2 separate regions of the Homo sapiens genome follow, and region 1 is linked to region 2. The links are chromatin loops, found by intact Hi-C in ENCODE. Cell type or tissue: heart right ventricle. All regions are shown on one strand. Each heading gives the region's core, and the rest is flanking DNA. Links, peaks and the distances in the headings are about the cores only.

Evidence for each region. Hi-C counts contacts between places; a loop is a spot of excess contacts. Peaks named below come from ENCODE experiments on the same cell type or tissue, not always from the same donor. Only the 100,000 strongest peaks of a DNase experiment are listed, where the experiment ranks them.
Region 1: it touches region 2 in a loop (4-fold over the local background); 2 of 110 quality-filtered maps call a loop at or near these places.

Annotation. Positions count from the first base shown.
Region 1 is chr22:34,069,007-34,079,845 of GRCh38, forward strand. The region is part of intron 1 of LINC01643 (long intergenic non-protein coding RNA 1643); the gene reads left to right. Among named protein-coding and RNA genes, the nearest start is that of LINC01643, 57 kb to the left of the region's middle. In heart right ventricle, for the core only: no CTCF peak of the experiment used is centred there; no DNase peak of the experiment used is centred there; H3K27me3 peaks cover 1,069 bases.
Region 2 is chr22:34,010,867-34,021,705 of GRCh38, forward strand. It overlaps LINC01643 (long intergenic non-protein coding RNA 1643), which reads left to right and starts at 6,566. Exons shown (of 6, transcript NR_183606.1): 1 at 6,566-6,661. RefSeq lists an enhancer at 4,696-5,259. In heart right ventricle, for the core only: no CTCF peak of the experiment used is centred there; no DNase peak of the experiment used is centred there; H3K27me3 peaks cover 471 bases.

The DNA of each region.
Region 1 (10,839 bases), core at 2,980-7,979, 59 kb after region 2:
CTCAGCCTTAATTCTGTGTGTCTCCCCTGCAAAATTTTACACCGTAGAGCACATCTTCCTGCCTGGAGTGTATGACTTTCTGAGCATCCACTCTCACAGTTCTCATCTTACCTCTCCCACTGCCCTTTCTCAGTCCCCATTCTGTTGTTTACTCAATGTTGGGGTCGTCTGACTTCTGCCCTTAGGTCCCTCTCTCCTCTCTCATCATATATATGTATACATATTTTTTTTTCTTTTGAGATGGACTCTTTCTCTGTTGTCCAGGCTGGAAGTGCAGTGGCACGATCTCTGCTCACTGCAACCTCCACCTCCTGGGTTCAAGCAATTCTCCCTGCCCCAGTCTCCCGAGTAGCTGGGATTACAGGTGCATACCATCATGGCTGGCTAATTTTTGTATTTTTTAGTAGAGCGGGGTTTTGCCATGTTGGCCAGGCTGGTCTTGAACTCCTGACCTCAGGTGATCCACCCGCCTCGGCCTCCCAAAATGTGGGGATTACAGACGTGAGCCATGGTGCCTGGCTGTTTCTCACCATATTCTGAGACTGAAAGTGCCTTGCATGACTGGAACTTTTTGTGTTAGTTTCCTGAGGCTGCCATAACAGATGACCACACACTGAGCGGCTGAAAACAACAGAAATGTATGCTCCCACAGTTCTAGAGGCCAGAGGTTCAACAGCAAGATGTCAGCAGGGTTGGTTCCTTCTGGAGGCTCTGAGGGACAATCCATTCCATGCCTCCCACCTAGCTCCTGGTAGCTTGGGCAATTCTTGACATTTCTTGGCTTGCACTGCGTCACTCTAATCTCTACCTCTGTCTTCACGTAGCGTTCCCTCTGTGTTGTCTCAAACCTCTCTTCTTTCTCTTAGAAGGATAACAATAATTGGATTTAGAGCCCACTGTAAGCCCGGAATGATCTCACTTTAAGAATCTTTAACTTAATTACATCTGCAAAGACTTTAATTTTACATAAGGTCACATTCACAGACACTGGGGTTAGGATTTGGCCATGTCATTTTGGGGAACACTATTAACTCACGACACCTCCTAAATCTGTACCTCTGACACCAGCTTCTCTCCCGGGCTCCAGACCCACATTTCCAATTCCCTACCACATGTCTGCAAGCACAGGATGCAGAAGAACCTCACATACACATGTCCAACCTGGCATTTAGCATTTTTTCTTCTTAATTCTAATCATCCTCGGCTTTCTCTTGTGGGGGATGGCTCACCATCTGTCCACTCTTACAAGCGAGGAGCATGAGGCTCATCCTGGATTCCTTCCTCTCTTACCTCCCACCTCCAATCAGGCACTGAGTTATGTTGATCCTCCTGGGACATATCTCCCAAACTCCTCCATCCCCAGCATCTCCAGCTTGGTACAACTCTCCATATTTCTCACCACCGGTTTTCCGGTAGTTTCTTAACTAGCTTCCTTCTCTGCTTCCTCCAGTTTATCTTTAAAACTGCAAATAGAGTTTTCCTCCTAAAGACTATGAATCTGATCATGGTAGAAGTCCATAATCTTTTATCTAAAACTTTGAGACTTCCAGAAATTCAGAATCTTTTGGATGGAGGAATAGCCAGATGTAGTGTATTATGTAGGTCTGGCATTGTACTATGGGCAGTACCCCACACCCAAACATGTAAGAGTGAAATACATGAATATTCACATGAAGAGGGATAAATAAAGACCATAAATAGCCTCCTGTACATTCAGACAGTGTTTGCTGCCAAGTGATTTTGTGCCAAACTTAGGAAAAAACCTTCAGTTGTCAGTTTTTAAAATTTCAAGAGAGTGGATAAAGGATCGTGGTCTTGTACTTTCTTTCTCGAAAATTCTCTAGTTTCTTATTGTCTCTTTCAGCAGGGTTTGAAAAACAGTGGAGAAGACGAGCTCAGAGGTTATGCAACAGCAGGATGGTCTATTATGTGCCAGGCCTCACCATGGACTAGGAGGCCCTTTGCAACCTAATTCCTGCCCACCTCTTGACCTGAATTTGCACTGCTGTGTCTCCTTCCTCTTCCCTTTGCCCTACCTTACCAGTAGACATTTCTGTTCTTGAAATAGTCCTGACTCAGGCTTTGCACATGCTATTCCCTTGTCTTAAATGCCTCCCTTCTATATGTAGCTGGTTTCTTCTCATTCTGACTTCACCTTAAATATCATCATCTTTTCACTCCATCCTACTAAATATTTCTTCCACTTTCCCCTAGAGAAGGCGATTGGCTTGCCACCTGTTCTGTTTCATTCCTTATTCCTTTACTATTGTCTATTATTCTTTTCCTGTTGTCTAAGGCTGCTTTCATAGTACAACAGGAGAGTTGAGTAGTTGCAACAGACTGTGTGGCCCCAAAGCCAAAAATATTTACTCTCTGGCTCTTCACAAGACAGGTTTGCCAGACCATGCCCTGGAGTTATTATATAGCAATCAGCTATATGATCTTTATTACATTACTCTATGAAATTATCTTATGTGTTATTTCATTCTCTTCTTCTCTACTGGAATGTGAATTTTATGAGAGTAGGGACCTTGCCTCTGTTTGCTCATGGCTATAATCCCAGAGCATCTGAAGACATTCAATAACATATTTTGTTTGCAGGACTAAATTAATACATGCTGGGTATATGTTGTGAGCAAAGTTGGTCTGACAACCTGCTAAGGGGCTCAACCTGCCACATATGTACCAGGTGGGGGAGGAAAGAATGGGATCAGGAGGTGGAGTGTATTTTCCATCTTTGGATTTTGGTTTCTCAAAGTAAGTAGCCACCCACCTTCCCATATCTGTCATTTAAAATGTGTCTTAGTTTGTTTTGTTTCGTGCTGCTATAGCAGAACACCTGAGACTGGGTAGTTTATAAAGAAGAAAGATTTATTTCTTATAGTTCTGGAGGCAGGGGAGTCCAAGATCAAGGTGTCAGCAGCTTTGGAGTCTGGTGAGGGCTTGTTCTCTTTTCCCAAGATGGTACCTTGAACACTGCGGGAAACTGTTCCTCACATGATGCAAGAATGGAAGAGAAAAGTGAGGGAGAGGGAGAGAGGCAGAGAGAGAGAGAGAGGAGGAAGACAGACAGAGAGAATGAAGTGGGGGGAGAAAGAGAGAGAGAGACCAAACTCATGCTTTTACAAGGAACTCACTTCCATGATAATGCATTAATTTACTCACTTCTGCCTCATGGCCTAATCGCCTCTCATGAAGCCCCACTTGTCAACACTATTGCATTGGAGATTAAGTTTTTAACTTTTTTTTTTTGGGGGGGGATGCATTCAAACCACAGCAAAGCATGAAAATAAAATGCAAAAAATCAATTTCACAGCCCAGCTTAGGATTTAATGGTGCGCTATCTACAATAGGCTATTGAGGTAATGAGGCTCCCAACCTTCTCAAAGGGCTCCTGCAACCACGTGGCAAAAATGCATGCAGCTGGCTCAGGCCACTTCCCTCCAAGACACCAAACCTCCTTCAAAATCAGCACATTATTAAAATATTTTGGTTCCTAACACTCCCCTGGCTTTGTTGACTCACAAAAATGGCTTTACCACCCCCACAATGGGGCTGTAATTGATGGAAGCCATCATCCTTTACATAGTGCTTTCTTGGGTACAAATGATTCTTTACAGAAAGAGAAGGACACCAGCTTTTCCCAAATTACATTTTGCTGGATAAATCAATAGCAATGACTTTCAGGCTCAGGAAGTACTTTTGAGGAGGAAAAGATGCTCGTTCAAGTGAAGGTGGGTTGGGGAGTAGGAAGAGGCAGCCGGGCCGTGCTGGGTAGATTTCACACTCAGGCACCATCTGCTGGATGTGGAGGAGAGATGGAAGCATGTCCTCTCTATAGGCGTCTGAGTAATGGGGATGTGTTATTTTAGAAACCCTGAGCATACAATAACCACTCTTGACTCCTGTCTTTTCCTTACTGTCTGCACCCAGTACACCAGTAAATTCTGTAGGTGCCACTTCTGAAATATTTTCTGCCCCATTATCACCATTAGTACATCTTGGTCAGCCACTGTCAGCTCACACTTGGACTAATGCAGTGGCCTCCTAACTGGTTTTCCTGCATCTACTCCTGCTATAGCTTCAAAAACTCATTCTTGTCAGCTCAGCCAGAGTGATCTCACCAAAACATAAGGCCATCTGTTCTGCTTAAAACCCTCTTGATGTGCTCACCATGGCCCAGGAGGCCAAACAGTCCTGCTGTTGCATAGTCTTTGAGCTCATCTCCTCCGCCCTTTCTTCACTCCCATCCTTGGTCCCCTTGCCGTACCCCCAACACCCTAAGCTTGCTCCTCCCGAAAGCCCTTCCCCAGGATGCTCATTCTTCCTAGCCCAGTGTTGCTGATTTTCCCGTCGGCTGCTTCTGGTCATACGGATCTCAGCTCAAATGTCACCTCCTCAGGGAGGCTGCTCTGACCTCTTGTCTATAAGAGCTCTTCAGTGACTTTCTCTCATATCTCTGCATTATTGTCTTCATCGCACTCATCCCTCTCTAAAATATCCTGTTTCTTTCTTTCTTTTTTTTTTTTTTTTTTGAGACGGAGTCTCACTCCGTCACCCAGGCTGGAGTGCAGTGGCGTGATCTCGTTTCACTGCAACTCTGCCTCCCAGGTTCAAGTGATTCTCCTGCCTCAGGCTCCCAAGTAGCTGGGCTTACAGGCATGTACCACCATGGCTGGCTAATTTTTGTAGTTTTGGTAGAGACAGGGCCTCATCACATTGGCCAGGCTGGCGTCAAACTCCTGTTTCTTTATTTCTGTACTTGCTTCTTATCTCTCTTGCTTTGCTTAATGCTTCAGCCCAACACTGGGCATAACGCTTGTGTGCCCAATGCAGAATAGGCACTTAAGAAATAGCTATTGCAGGTCTGAATGCTACTTACCTAAAAGTAGTGAGTCCCTTATTGAAGAACTGATCATTCATTCATTCAGTACATTTCCTGAGTGCCTTCTTGCTGCCAGCAACTGTGCTAGATAAATTCTGTAGGCAGAAATAAGAAGACACAGTGCCGCCCCTAGGTAACTTTTTCTATGGGGTGGACAACTGATGTACCACTGGTGGCAGGCAGAGGTTTCAGCCTGGTAAGTGCAAGTTCACAGAGCCGTGGACAACAACAACAACAACAATAAAAATCTTGCAGGATCACCCAAGGCTAGAACTGATATCCTTCAATAGAGTGGAGAAGACTTCCTAGAGGAGGCAGCATTTGAGTTGGGTTTCATAGGATGATTAGGAGATTGCTGTGAAAAGGGATGGAAGGGATCTAATGACTGGTCAAAACTAAATATAGCAGAAGTAGAAATAATGTGGGAAGATTAAGAAGGAGATAGATTTCCATAAAGCTTTGATTCTATGTTATTTCCAGCAATGAAAAGAAAGAAGAGGGAGAGAGAGGGTGTTCCAGGGAGAGAGGAGAAGTGGATGTGAACAGCCATTCTTTACCTTCAGTCTTTTCTTCCAAGTGATTGTGATGCTATATTCCTTCAATTAGTTATCCCACAAACACTGAGCACTCCAGTGTCAGGTGCGCCCAGGTGCTGGGGATACAGTAGTGAACAAGACGGGTGATAACATGCTCTTGGGCAGTTCGTAGTCCAGAAAAGGACAGATTTGTGGACAGAAAGCCTAGTGTGGATGTGGTCCATCTGCTCAGCGTTTTATCTGGGAAACTGAGTCCTTGCAGCATTGGCAGGAAGGGTATGGTGGTTACACGCACAGGCTCTGGAATCTGATCATACCCAGGTTCTAATCTGGCCTCTGACATTAACTGGATGTCTGATGTTGGAATCAGAGTTTCCTCTGGAGAAGCTGTGGGTCTCAGTTTTCTCTCAGGTAGTGAAATAAAGCAGATCATCTGGTTTCACTGAAGCAAGGGGATGAACTGAAATAATGCATGTAAAATGACTAGTGATGTCTAGCATATCACAGGTGCTCAGTGCACGCAGCTGTTGTTACCATCATGGCCCCTGTTAGTAGAGCCCTTACTATGGGCCAGGCTGTGTGCTAAGTGCTTTACTTGGAGTTTTCCAGTTGTCTTAGTCTGTTCAGGCTGTTGACAAAATACTGTCAGCTGGGTGGCTTATAAACCACAGAATTTTTTTTCTCATAGTTCTGGAGGCTTAGAAGTTTAAGATCAAGATGCTGGCAGACTTGGTGTCTGGTAAGGGCCCGTTTCCTGGTTCCTAGATGGCTGTCTTCTCACTGTATCCTCACATGGCAGAAGGGGGAAGGGAGATCTCTGGGTCTCTTTTAATAGGGGCATTAATCCTATTCATGAGGGTTCCATCTTTATTACCTAAGCACTTCCCAAAGGCCCCACCTCCTAATATAATCACATTGGTGATTATGTTGCAACATGTGAATACTGGGTGGATACAAGCATTCAGACCATTGTATGAGTGAATCTGCACAACTCAATGACAGAGGTATTATTATCATTATTATTATTATCTACCTTTTATAGCCAAAGATGCTGAACAAAGGCATTAAGTAAATTTCACAAGGTGATACAGCTAGTAGGTCACTCCAGCAGTGGGTAACTTCAGAACACTCTGGGCAGTACCTTTTCTCCTGATGGCCACAGAGACCCTGCTGCTCCCCTGGGCCAGGTCTGGGCAGCTACCAAAGACTCACCCGATGTGACATCTGCCCAAACAATGTCTGAGACTTTCTTCAGAACTCCTGACCTCTTCTTCTGACCCTTCAGCCCACTGACTGTTACTGTAGGCCTGCAGTTTGCCTTCTGACCCTCAGTTTCTGTATCTGTCAAATGAGGGAGTTGTACCCAAGCACTCCTGAGATTCTGAATCCCTACATTGCAGGAGAGGCTGTTGGGATGAACTGAGCAGCAAAAAGAAGGCCTCTGGGCCCTCCCTGAGAGCCTGAGCATTTTGGAGGGAGCTCCTGACCTCACTTTGTGAGTCACTGCTTGTTTCAGGGAGAGCACTGTCTTCTGGCTCTCCTCTCCTCCCGCTGGCACCCTTGTTTGAAATTCATTCCTACAGGATTATCTGGCAAAGTGCGTGACCCTGGGCTCCAAGGGGTCCTCAGGACAAGTTTAGGCAGAGTGGAAGCATAGCTCTGTGATTCTAGTGAACAGCTGAGATTGCTTCCAGGCAGCAGTGAAGCCGGGATATTTATGGGAGAAAGATCCTTTGCCCCTTCTTAAATTAATTGCACTTGACAGGGGTCAGCCCTCCTTCACCCCCAGAATCCATCGCAGTGAGGGAGGTTGTTCTCCCCTCTGCACAGACAAAACCCAACAAGGATGTCTGAGCTGCCTCAGACGAGGTATCTGACCTCAGGTTGGAGGACCTGAATTCCAGTTTTGACTCTTTCACGGCCAGTGTGGTGGTCTTGGCCAAGTCACATTGTCTCTCTGTGGCTCAGGTCCCATCTGGAAGATGGAAATAATATTTTCCTTACAGAGTAATAGTGAGAAACATGAAACAATGAGCAGGTGAAAGCTTCACCCAAAGCGCCCTGGACCCATGTAAGTGCTCAATGCATGTGAAGAATGAATGAAAGTAGAGGGATATTTGGGCCCAATGAGGAAGACTCTTTGAGGAGTCATACCTGTCCCAGGAAGGGGTCTTCTGGCTCTGAAGGTCATGAGATCTCATTTACTTGGTCAGACTAAGGTAGGACAGCCACTTGGCACTTGGGTAAGTTTCTTCATCTGTTTTGTTCATGGCTCTGTGTTGCTTATATTTCAGCACCTGGCACAGCACAAAATAGGTGCTCAAGAAATGCCTGGATGAACGAATGATTTGACAGAATGAATTGACGCAGTGGATGGGGTGCAGGGTTAGGCTGGAGAGTGTTTAAACTTGCTTCCAGTTCAGAGACTTTATGAATGTTTGAACTTTAGAGGGGGCCTTAACAACAGTATTCTCTATGCTTTCATGAATTAACCACTGCCCAGCCTTAGCCATCTCAGGCAAATGCTGGTCTGAGGGAGAAAGACAAAGACCATCTCTTCCTTTGGGTTACCTGGAGAGGGTGTTCGGAGAAGGAAATAGGGCTGTTTATGGAAGAAATGACCTTTTCTGCCCTTTGTGCCACCTGCCCACCCCCACTTCTGAGGATCAGGACTCTGAGACAGGGAGAGGGGAGGTTCCTTCCTATTGGACACACTTGACCCTCTTCTATTAATTCACTTGGCTTTCTGAGACTGCTGAACATGCTTCAATCTTCCCCTACAGTTGGCATTTGTGTCTATGCAGAGAGCATGGTTGGAGAGATTAGAGGGAGGAGATACTGACAGGAGGGCAGAAACAACAGCTTCCTGCTCATCTCTACAAGGCAGAGTGATTTTCAGCCAGGTTTTTCTTCCTCCCAGACACCCCAGCCTCCCTAAGTTCTCTCCCTGGTCATCCACTGCTCTTATCTGCATTTCCTCAGGCCCAGGGAGTATCTGAGAAGGGAGAACTATAAATTATGCTGTCAAATTGGATGGTACAAGAAGGTGGCAAGGAGATGAGAGGCAGGGCCTTTCCAGATAGCAACCAGATGAAAACAGGTTATAAATAAGGCATGGGGGGCCACCGTCTACACACTCTGTCCTTGACTTCTGTACGCAGGCTCCATGTTCTTGGCAGCCAGCCAAAGGCCGGTCTACAGATTTATTTCCTTACCTCGCCTGGCATGAAATTGTACTCTGGATTGCACCTGTGAGCAGCCCATTCACATTGCCTGGTTTTTGACCCAGTTCTCTTTTTCCTTTTTGTCTAAAAGGATGAGCCATGTGACGAACTGAATATTTGTGTTCACCCCACACCCCTAACAAACCCTGAATTCATATATCAAAGCCCTAATCTCCAGTGTAATGGTATTTGGAGGTGGGGCCTTTGGGAGGTAATTAGTTTTAGATTAGGTCATGACCATAGAGCCCCAATGATGGGATTAGTGTCCTTATATAAAGAGGAAGAGACTGCAGCCCACTGTCTCCCCACCAAATGAGGATACAGCAAGAAGGTGGCCATATGTAAGCCAAAAAGAGGACCCTCACCAGACACTGAGTCTGCTGGCACTGTGATCTTGTACTTCTTAGCCTCCAGAACTATGAGAAATAAAAGTATCACTTACGTTATCCAATGTGTGGTATTCTGCTCTAGCAGCCTGAGTAGACTTAGACAAGCTGCAAAAGCCAACTGGATTGTGGGCTCCATGAGGTTGAGTCCGATTTATCTTTGAAACCCTCTGGGTCTAGCTCAGCAGATGTGGTTACAGAATAAGTAATTGTAAAATGAATGAGTGAACAATTTTTTTCCCAAAGGCAATTGCCTGTTCTTACTACCATCTTATTTCTCCAGATTGTTCCTGATCTTCTTTTGCTTCATGTAAGTATGAATATGTAAACGTGCATATGGCTGCAAATAAAAGAAAACCTGGATGATCGTGGATGACACCATTAAGCATTTGTTGTTTTCTTAACAAGACAGGAGGTAGGCAGTCCCAAGTTTAGTTCATTGTCTCAACAATGTCATCAGGAACCCAGGTCCTTCTGCCACTTCCTATTTCGCTGTCCGCTGGACACTTCCCATGAATCCTGTTGATTTATGTGAACCTTCTCTTTTTCCATACAGATTTTTTTAGGTTGAAGATAAGCCTTTAGTGCACTGGTTGTAAACTGATGGCTTCATGACATTTGTGTTTAGCTTTCAATATTTAAAAAAAAATTTCGGTTAGCTTCCAACATTAACCTAAAAAGCTTCCGCACAGCAAATGAAAAAATCAACAGAGTGAACAGAAAACCTGCAGAATGGGAAAAAATATTTGCAAACTATGTAACCAGCAGGGGACTAATACTGGGAATTTATAAGGAATTCAGACAACTCAACAACAACAACAAAATCAATCTCATTAAAAAGTGAGCAAAGGATATGAATAGATATTTTTCAAAAGAAGACATACAAATGGCTAAAAAGCATATGAAAAACTGCTCAACATCACTAATCATCAGAGAGATGCAAATTAAAACCACAATGAGATATAATTTTGCACCAGCCAGAATGGCTATTATTAGAAAGACAAAAAATAACAGATGTTGGCAAAGATGCAGAGAAAAGGGAACGTTTATACAGTGTTGGTGGAAGTGTAAATTAGTACAACCTCCATGGAAAACAGCATGGAGATTCCTCAAAAAACTGAAAATAAAACTACCATTCGACCCATTAATCCCTCTACTTAGTATCTACCAAAGGAAAAGAAATGCTTGTATCAAAAGTATGCCTACACTTGTATGTTTATTGCAGCACTATTCACAATAGCAAAGATATAAAATCAGCCTAAGTGTCCATTAATGGATGCTTGGATAAAGCAGATGTGGCACATATACATAATAGAATATTAGTCAGCCATGAAAAAGAATAAAATCATGTCTTTTGCAGGAACATAGATGAAACTGGAGGTCATTATCTTAAGTAAAAGAATTCAGACACCAGAAAAACAAATACTGCATATTCTCAGTGATAAGTAGGAGTTAAACATGTAACACATGGATATCGAGTGTAGAATGACAGATAGTGGAGACTTGGAAGGGTAGGGGTGCAGGAGGAGGGTGGGTAATGAGACATTCCTTCATGGGTACAATGTTGGTTTTTCAGGTGATGGATATACTAAAAGCCTTGGCTTCACCATTATGTAATCTATCCATGTTACACATTTCCACTTGTACCTCATGAATGCATACAAATACAACATTTTAAAAAATATGGGATGTTTTACATGAAACTCCAGAATTTTGAATTCACTTTAAAAATTACAAAATCTGGAAACACGGCATAGCCACAGTGAGCAGAAACTGGTGGTGGTTGCCCTCTTTAAATAGAATGAGTG
Region 2 (10,839 bases), core at 2,204-7,203:
TTTTTACTTTACTTTTCTTTTGAGATGGAGTTTCGCTCTTGTTGCCCAGGCTGGAGTGCAGTGGTACGATCTCTGCTCACTGCAACTTCCACCTCCTGGGTTCAAGCAATTCTCCTGCCTCAGCCTTCCGAGTAGCTGGGATTACAGGTGTGCACCACCATGCTCAGCTAATTTTGTATTTTTAGTTGATGCAGGGTTTCTCCATGTTGGTCAGGCTGGTCTCAAACTCCCAACCTCAGATGATCCGCCTGCCTTGGCCTCCCAAAGTGATGGAATTATAGGCGTGAGCCACCGTGCCTGGCCCTGCTTAAACCTTTCAAAGGCATCTTATAATCCTCAACATACCCTACTAACGTCTGTACTGCAGGCTTTGGGACCCTCATGGACAACCTCTACCCACCCTCCACTAGCACCTCCTGCCTCTCCTCTTGCTCTTCATAGCAGCTGTGCTGGCCATTTTCTCTGGTGTCTTTTGGGTTTTCTCTCTCTCTCTCCTCTTTTCAATGGGACATTATACATTTATTTGTTATGTGTGTAATTTAAGTCTCACAAAAGAAAATAATATGAAGAAGCAATATACAGAGATAATGTCTAAAACTAATAAAAGAAATTAAAACACAGATTGAAAGATTCTTTAAAATCCCAAGAAGGATGTATACGAAGAATATAGAAATTTGTCAGATGACCTAAAATTATGGCTGGCATGTAAACAGAAACAATGGAAGCCAAAAGGCAATGGAATGATACCATCAAAGTGCTTTTTAAAAATAAAGTAATTTCAACTTTTATTACAGATTAAAGGGTATACGTGTAGGTTTGTTACATGGGTAAATTGCATGATGCTGAGGCTTGGGGTTTCAATAATCCTGTCACCCAGGCAGTATGCTTACTTCCAGGTTTTCTCTTTGTCTTTGATTTGTCATCATGCTGGCAGTTTTTAAGCCCTCAAAAGCGTCCAGCTCATTCCTTTCTCAATATCTTAGCACCTGCTATCCACTCTGCTCCCACTTGCTGTCTGGCCAATTTACACTCAACTTTCAGGTCTCAGCTTAAGTACACTTTCCTCTGAGAAGTCTTCTCTGAGCCTCCATTATTTAAAAATTTCTTCTCCTAGCACATTGTAATTTTTCCTCCTACAGAACTTATCATAATTGGTAAATTAAGCATCTACATGTTTGTTTGTGTCTTTTACCACACTCTAAGTTCCAAGGAGGCAAAGATTATGGCTCATTCATCACTCTATACTCAATGTCTATCACAGTACACAGCACATAGTAGGTCTCAATATGTGCAAATTGGATGAATGGATAGAAGGAAGGAGAATCGTAGGGGAAACACATACATCTGGGTTAGAACAGTCGGGGAAGGTCTGTGTATTAGTTTCCTATTCATGCATAGCAGTTACCACAAATGTAGCAGCTTTAAACAACGCACCTTTTCTCACAGTTTTTGTGGGTCAGGAATCTGGCACAGCTTAGATGAGTTCCCTGCTCAGGTCTCAAAAGGCTACAATCAAGGTGTTGCCCACACTGTGGTTCTCATCTGGGGCTTAGAGTCCTCTTCCAAGTTCACTGTGGTTATTATTGTAATCAGTTACTGTGGTTGTAGGACAGGGTCTCAGCTACCTGATACTGCCTTTCTTTAGAGGCAGCTTACAATGTAGCTGTTTGCTTCCTTCTTTGATATTAGCAGGATAATCTCTCCGAGCATTGCTTTTTTCCTAAAATAAACTTTTAACTTAGAGTTGTTTGAGATTTATGAGAAAGTTAAAAGATAACACAGAGTTCCCATATATATCATACCCACTTTTCTCTATTATTAATGTCTCACATTAGTATGGTACATTCTCCAAAACTAGTGAACCAATATTAATGCATTATTATTAACTAAAATCCATACTTTATTCAGATTTCCTTAGGCTTTTTCCTAATATCCTTTCCTGTTCCTTGTTTTTGCATTGTTACATCTTTCTTACATTATAACTCCATTTGCTCATGCAGCAAGCTTTTCTTTTTTTAGAGACAGAGTCTCAATCTGTCACCCAGGCTGGAGTGTAGTGGTGGGATCTCAGCTCACTGCAAACTCCATCTCCTGGGTTCAAGCGATTCTCTTGCCTCAGCCTCCCAAATAGCTGGAATTACAGGTGTGCACTGCCACGCCTGGCTAATTTTTGTATTTTTAGTAGAGATGGAGTTTCATCATGTTGGCAAGGCTGGTCTCGAACTCCTGACCTCAGATGATCCACCCGCCTCAGTCTCCCAAAGTGTTGGGATTATAGGCATGAGCCACCGTGCCTGGCTCATGCAGCAAACTTTTATATCCAGGATGCCACGTTGTATTTATAGTTTATAATATATATTTACAAATGCAGTCAGCCCTCTGTATCCATGCGTTCCCCATCCTGAGATTCAATCAATCTTGGATCAAAAATATTTGGAAATAGAACAATAAAGTTAATAAAAATTAGAAAAACAATATGGTATAGCAACTATTTACATACCATTTATATTATATTAGGTATTATAAGTAATTTAGACATGATTTAATGTATGGGGAGGATGTCCATAGGTTATAGGTAAATACAGTTATCATTCAGGATCCTTGCAGGGATTTTGGTTCCAGGACCACCCGGGGATACCAAAATTCTGGGATACTCAAATCCCTGAGATAAAATGGCATAGTATTTATGTGTAAACTTATGCACATTCTCCTATATACTTTAAGTCATCTCTAGATTATTTATAATACCTAATACTATCTAAATGCTATGTAAATAGTTGTACTCTATTGTTTATGGACTAATGACAAGAAAAAAGTTTGTGCATGTTAAGTACAGACATAATTTTTTTTCAAATATTTTCTGTTTGCAGTTGGTTAAATTTATGGATGTGAAACCCATGGGTACAGAGGGCCGACTGTACTATGCCATTTTATGTAAGAAACTCAAGCATCTCTGAATTTTGGTATACAGGGTCCTGGAACCAATACCCTGTGGATACTGAGGGACAATTATAATTGAAGTCCTCTTTCACATAACACTACATCACTTCACAGGTTGTACATGTATCTTAACACAGTATTCCCAATTCCCTCCTTCCATCTCTTATGATATAGCAGTTATTTATTACACTTATTCATATGATATAATCATCATATATATTATTCTGGTTCTTTGTTCTTTATGCACATCCAGGTTTGTGACCTATATGATTTTCCTCCTGCCCGAAGAACTTATTTTAACACTTATTGTAGGGACATCTGTTAGTGATAAAAATCTTTCCCATTTTTTGTAGGGACATCTGTTAGTGATAAAAATCTTTCCCATTCGTTTGTCTGCGAAAGTCTTTAGTTCTTTATTTTCATAGATATAGATTTCTATGTTAGTGAGTTTGTTTCCTTTCAACTGTACATATTTTGCTTCACTCTCTTTTTGCTTGCATAATTTCTGATGCAAAGTCTCCTGTAATTCTTTTTGTTGTTTTTCTGTAAGTAAAGTGTATTTTCCTTGTGTCTTCTATCAAGATTATTCTATTTTCCTTTGGTTTTCTGCAGTTTGAATATGATACATCTAGATATTTTTGTTTTTACTATTACTGTTATTCTCTGGATCTATTGTTTTATGTTGTCATTAATTATGGAAAATTCTTAGCCATTATTACTTCAAATATTTTTTCTTCTCTATTCTTTTTATAGAAATAGTACTCCAATTATACATATGTTACACCTTTTGATGTTGTCCCACAGTTCTTGAATGCTGTGTTCTGTTTCTATATTTTGTTTTTGTTTTTCCTCTTTGTATTTTATTTTGGGAAGTTTCTATTGACTTATCTTCCAGTTCCCTGATTCTTTTATTGGCTATGTTGAGTCTACTGATGAACCCACTGAAGTCATTCTTTATTTCTGGTACTGTGTTTTTTGGTTTTAGCATTCATTTCATTGATTGTATTTTAGAGTCTCTGCTTATATTACCCATCTATTCTTGAATGTTGTCTCCTTTTCCCATAATATATTAATCATGGTTATTTTAAATTCTCTGTCAGATCATTCTAACATCATATCTGAATTTGATTCTGATGATTGTTTTATCTCTTCACTGTTTTTTCTTGCTTTTTGGCATACCTTGTCATTTTTTTGTTGAAGGCCAGACATATTGAGTGAGGTAACAGGACTTGGGGTAAATAATCTTGCTAGAAGTTGAGCTCTGTTTAATGTTTGTTGTCACTATACTGCCAGAGGCTTCAAAAATCTCCAGTGTCTCCCTTCTTTAATTGTGACTGAATTTTTCTCTTCAGAGAGGATCTGTGTTGCAGGTCTTTCACCTATGAACTGCTGTCATTTTACTGGAGCCCTGTTAGTATAGTGGTAAGGAATGAGTAAAGGGGAACATTCTACAGCCTTCCAGTTAAATCTGTCTTCCAGTGAGCTTGTGTCTTAGAGCTGTGATCTTCACAAGTATTTCTCCAGTCATATAGCTTTTTATTTTTGCCACATCTCCAGTGTTCTTATTTCTTTGAAGCCCTGACCTCTGCTGACTTTCTTTCTTTCTTTTCTCTTTTCTTTTTTTTTTTTTTTTTTTTTGAGATGGAGTTTCACTCTTTCACCCAGGCTGGAGTGAAGGTGGCACAATCTCGACTCACTGCAACCTCCGCCTCCCGGGTTCAAGCCAATTCTCCTGCCTCAGCCTCCCGAGTGGCTGGGACTACAGGGATGCGCCACCAAGCCTGGCTAATTTTTGTATTTTTAGTAGAGATGGGGTTTCACCATGTTGGCCAGGCTGCTCTTGAACTCCTGACCTCAGTTAATCCACCTGCCTTGGCCTCCCAAAGTGCTAGGATTACAGATGTGAGCCACCAAGCCCCGGACCTGCTGACTTTGTTTCTTTTCTTCTTAGGTGAGATGCTGAAGAGGACTGGAATGGGAAGAATTCTTTTCCCTCCAGCTGGATGGCTCTGGAACTTCTCCTGAAGTGTAGCCTTTGTTATGGAAAAGATTAGTCTAGTTGTATTTCTAAAGGATTACTCTTCCTCTCCTCCTACCAGAGCCAGAAAGAGGATCTTTCTTGAATCTCGTAAACTTGGGAAGGTTCCTGGAGGTAAAGTTCACAAATGTGGCAGACCCTGTAAGAATGTGGCTCCTAGGAGTTTCTCACTCACGGCTGTCTACACTCAAGCTCCAGCAATTTGCCAAAACTCCCACTTGAGTCTTCCTACCAGTTTATGATTCCAGAGGTTTCTGCTCTAGGTAAGCAGATCTCATCTGTGTTTCTCTGGACAAGACTGTCTCTCCAGATTTTAGAACAGCAGTTTTTCCCACCTCTTCAGTTCTCTTATGGATCCAATAACTTTATTAATTTTTAGGTTGTCCAGTTTGTTTCATAGTATAAGGGTGGGACAATTTCTAAGCTCTTTATGTGTCTAAGCTGAAACTGGTAGCCCAGTATTAAACTCCTTTGAAGGAGTTTACCTGATTGGGTCAGGCCCTCTCTGGATAAGCTCCCTTTGGATAAACCTAATCTCAGGAGAGATGTTTCACTGTAGTCATAGGTACCACCCACACTTGAGAAGAGGGGGTTCTACAAGGTGTGTGCACTGGGGCTGCAATGTTGAGAGACTGTCTTTGAATTCTGCCTACCACAGCTTGCTGGAGGAGGTGATACCTGAATTTAATTCCAAAGGATGAGTGAAATGAGCTGACCTAAAAGATGGGAAAAGCATGCAAAGCAGAAGGAACAGCATGTGCAAATAAATAAGAAAGAACACAGCATAGATGTTAGCAAGATCCAGATGCTATGCCCAAAGAGATCCAACTGTGTCCATTAAATATGTTCAGTTTTTAAACTATTATCAATTATACCTCAATAAAACTTATAAAAAGGATCCATATGCTGACTTCCTTTACTTTGGGGTCGCATCTTGAGATGAGAAATTTCCTCTGGAGCTCACTTTGAAGAAACAGATAGCTAACCAGCAAGAATTAAATATAAAGAACTCTCTCCATTGACCAAGAGAATCTTGGATTATTAACTCTGAACGTCAGCATGGCGGGGTCACCTCCAGGGATGTTCTAGGTAAGCACGTTTCTTGTATTTGTGGTGGCTGGGTTGATGGATATGGTTATTTCCTTCCAGAAATGTTGCCACCTTAACTCTAATGAACTATAGCTTTAATGAACAAGGTCTTTCCACAGAAGTGTTGTGTCTCTTCAATTATGTCTTGTTAAGCAAACCTTTTCCTTATTTTCTTTCCCCAAACAAAAAGGTAAAAAAAAAAAGAAAAGGAAAAAAAACCCCAAAAACCAAAAACTCTACAACTTTTTTTTTTTTTAATCCAGGGGAAAGGAGTTGGAATAATTATAGATTGTTTCCCTCTTGTAATTATATAAATGTTATTCTTTGTGTGGACTGTCCTTTCACTGGACATTTTTTTAATCAAAGATGTTTACATTTCTGCAACACATTTGAAACAAACGAAGCAGCCATCCTGCAGGGAAATGGCATTGATGGTTGCCATGGGAACTGTGTGAAGTCACGGAAAGTAGATTATCTCATAATGCATTACCCAGTGTCAGAAACAGGCAGCCTGACTAGAGAACAAACTACCAATTAACGAGCGAGGAAACAGGGCCAGAGAATTGGAACAAAATACAAGGCTGCCTCTGAAAGGTCATGTTCAAGCTAATTTATTGGTTATTTTGCTCTACCCAAACCCAATTATTCTGATTGATTTCCACCCATATAAATCTACTGTAACCAGTTCAGACTTCTGTATGAAGAATATCCAGAAAAGTAGAATTTTATATTTTGGAGAAATTTTCAGGATTAGTTTTTTTTTTTTTTTTAAATCCTTTTGCTCACTCAGTGACATTTTTCAGTTATTATCTTTGTATTTATGAAAACATTTGGGCGGCAGTACATGTAATTAAAGGTGTGAGTTCTAGCATCAAATTGTTTGAGTAAGAATTCCAGCTTTACCTCTTTTTAGTTTTTCGGTTTTGTACAAATAACTATGCCTCTAAGCCTTGGCTTCCTTGATTTTAAAGTGGGAATAATAATACCATCTATTTCTATATCTTGTAGGCTTATTTTGTGGATTAAATGAAACTAATCCAAACAAAGAGCATAATGCCTGTGTTTTATAAGGGTTTGGTGGTGTTTATCTAAAGAAGGTATCCAGATTTTCTACATTAAATGAGGCCTGTTTTTGCAAAGTCAGGAATTAAAAAAAAAAAAAAAGCTCATCTTGTTAAAAAAAGAAAAAGAGAGAAAAATATGTGTTGATTACAAAGTCTAACTTCAACTGTCATCAAAATCACCTAGAGAGCTTTATCAAACCGTAGGTTTTAGGGGCCCACTCCAGACCTACTGATGAGAATCTCTTGGTACGGGGCACAGATACGTGCATTCTAAATGACCTCCCTGAGTAAGTCTGTTTCAAATTAGCCAGCCTAAGAATCCCTTGTCTCCTAAGAGTCATTTGGTTAAAATGTGTCCATTGGAACGCATTTTTCTAAATCCCATTTTCTGGGTTTGGTCAGCTCATGCGGGGTGCTGCCTGGGTAATGAAAATTTTAACAGGCCTTTAAGGTGATTCTGATGCAGGTAGTACGAAAAGTATAAAGTATAAAAAAGAGTCTCTCCAGGTCCTTTTCCCACTCAACCTCACTTTACCACTTGGAAAAAGAGGCTCTCATGATGTTCACAGCTGCTTAGGAGTATGGATGGTTTTTCACAGGAAGAACAAAGAGGCTAAAACTTCTTTCTTACATGTAGAAAGCTGTTCTCTCTATCTCTTTGGTAACCCAGGCTGCTTCCTTTCCTCTACTTTCCTTATAAGGCCAAATAGAAACCAGGCTGGAGGCCAGGCGTGGTGGCTTATGCCTGTGATCTCAGCACTTTGGGAGGCCGAGGCGGGTAGATCACAAAGTCAAGAGATCGAGATCATCCCAGCCAACATGGTGAAACACTATCTCTACTAAAAATACAAAAATTAGCTGGGTGTGGTGGCACATGCCTGTAATCCCAGCTACTTGGGAGGCTGAGGCAGGAGAATCTCTTGAACCCGGGAGGCAGAGGTTGCAGTGAGACGAGATCACACCACTGCACTCCAGCCTGGAGGCAGAGCAAGGCTCCATCTCAAAAAAAAAAAAAAAAAAAAAAAGACGAAAGGAACCAGGCTGTGACCACTGGGAAGGAAGCCCCCCATGAGTGGTTTAGCCACTTCTATTCTCAGTGAGGAAAAAAACATCCCCTTTGGACTTGTTCTTCTTCATCTCCTTTAGTTACTGGAATTGAGAGAGTCAAGGAAATGATGTGCTGGCTTAACAACTGGGTCTCAGAAAAACATATACACACACAAACAAGCCCTGATTTGTAGCCCTTGCTGATTCCCATGGTGTAAATACACCAACCTACGGCTGATTTCAAGCTGACAACCATGACGTTACTGTACACAGATGTCGGAAGAGACAGGGACAATCTGTTCTCCTGAGCCAATCCAAGCCAGCTCCAGTACATCTCTGGGCCATATCAGATGACTAGATTGTGGACCCATTAGAAATAAAGCCACAAAGGAACAGGCCACGTGACTGAGGTCACCTAGCCTTGGCCTTAAGCCGGAGGGACAGGTGAGGGTCTTCCTTACTGATGTGTGACTCAGCTCAGTTTCCCAGGGTAGACAACCACAAAAAAAAAAGTGTAAATAAATTTCTTTGCAAACGCTGCCTTCAGTAGGTTGGTAGTTGCTGCTCGGGGTGCTGTGTAGAAGGATGCAGAGGCCCTCTGTTGGCCTCACAGGATGATTACTAGGATCCCTAGTGAGGTTTGAAGTGAACACGGAAGAGAGGAGTGAAGGCACATGTGTTTGCCATCTGTGTTGTGGGGATTCCATTCACTCATTCATTCAGAGAATACTGAGTTTCCATTAAGTTTCAGGCACTGTTCTAGGCACTGAAAGTAAAGGGAAGAGTGAGATAAAGTTCATGCGGAGTTTTGTGGGATTGGGCCTAAAGCTCTAATTAGTAATAAGAATTTCCCATCTGCATGCAGTTTTTATACCTAAATAGGTAGTTTGCCAAGAATTCAAGGGTCTTATTCAAATAGCTTTCCATTAGAAAAATGAATGAATTCAGTATTGAGAGAGGCTCTAGGTCAAGACCCATCTCTGGAAGGAAGAAAAGGAAATGAAAGTACAACTGTAGGAGAGGAATAAAGAATACCTGTTCTGTCAAAGAAGATGCATCCAATGATATTTCATTTTCAGGAAGGAATGAATGAATAGACAAATAACTTAATATATTTTCAGTTGTGGGCATTTCCTATGCGAAGACAAAAACTCTGTGGTCTAGCTAATGCATGTGGGGCTTAATACCTAGATGATGGGTTGATAGGTGCAGCAAACCACCATGGCACACCTTTACCTATATAACAAACCTGCACATCTTGCACATGTATCCCGGAACTTAAAATTAAAAAAAAAAAAACAATTCTGTGATCTTACACACAGAGATAAGTTGGTTCTGTAGAAAGATGCAAAGATTTTGAAGACTGATAGGAATGGATTTGAATTCTACTTCTGCCACGTTCTTAATTTTCCTTCAGCAAATGTGTACTGAATGCCTATTTTCTGCCATGTCCTATACTAGGTACTGGGAAGCATAGGGGAGTAAGATCCTGCCCTCTCTTTAGGGAGCTCATGGTCTATTTAAGAGCTGTGTGAGAGGTGTAGGGCAAGATAGTGAACTTCACCAACTTAATGCGTAAAATGCATATAATAACTTTTTTTTGAGATGGGGTCTTACTCTGTCACTCAGGCTGGAGTTCAGTGGTGCAATCTTGGTTCACTGTAACCTCCACCTCCCGCGTTCAAGTGATTCTACTGCCTCAGCTTCCCGAGTAGCTGGGATTACAGGCACATGCCACCATGCCCAACTAATTTTTGTGTTTTTTTGTAGAGACGGGGTTTTGCCTCGTTGGCCAGGCTGGTCTCGAACTCCTGGCCTCAGGTGATCCACCCGTCTTGGCGTATAATAACATTTCTGATGTGCAAATGCTGCCTTCTGCATTCTTCTAATAATACTATTTAAGGGCATGGGGGATTGGATGAGACAATGCAAAAAAACAAAACTAGTGCCTAGAGACACCCAACGTACATTGGTTTCTTTGTCCATGTTCCATTCCATGTTTCCTTTATAGCTGTTGGAGGTTAGGGCCACTCACGTGATGTGTTCTCTGCCTGCTCCTCTAATCTGGTCAAAATAAAAATCAAGAGCAGCCTCAGGAGGAAAATAACTCACAAAAATGCAACATGGGGTTGGAGGAGTTGGCCTGATGTCTGGAGGCTCTTTCTCATGTGATTTGCTTCACCTGATTCTAAGTCCACCTTACCTTGGCAACCATAAATTTTACCCTAAAAATCCACTTACATTTCAGTTGTTCAGGACTTGAAATAGTTTCTCCACAAAGAGGATGTTTTAATTGGTTTGAGGGCGACCCACATGAAGTTGACATGCAATTTCATCTAACTTATAAGTTCTAGAGGTTCCCTGAACCCCAGGCTTCCATGAATATTGAGTTATCAGGGGACACTAGGCTGAGATTCAAGAACCTGGCCCTGGGTAGCATGAGTGGAAGCTCTCTCTGCAACAGCCAGAGATGGTAGTGCTGATCAACTCATTATCAATATAAAATGATAATTAGTAATGGTAATATATTAGAGATGGTCTCTATGTAAGCTTCACACGTTTTGCTATCTTTTCCCTCTTGCTTTCTCTCTCTGTTTTTTTTTTTTTTTTGAGATGGAGTCTTGCTCTGTTGCCCAGGCTGGAGGGCAGTGGTGCCATCTC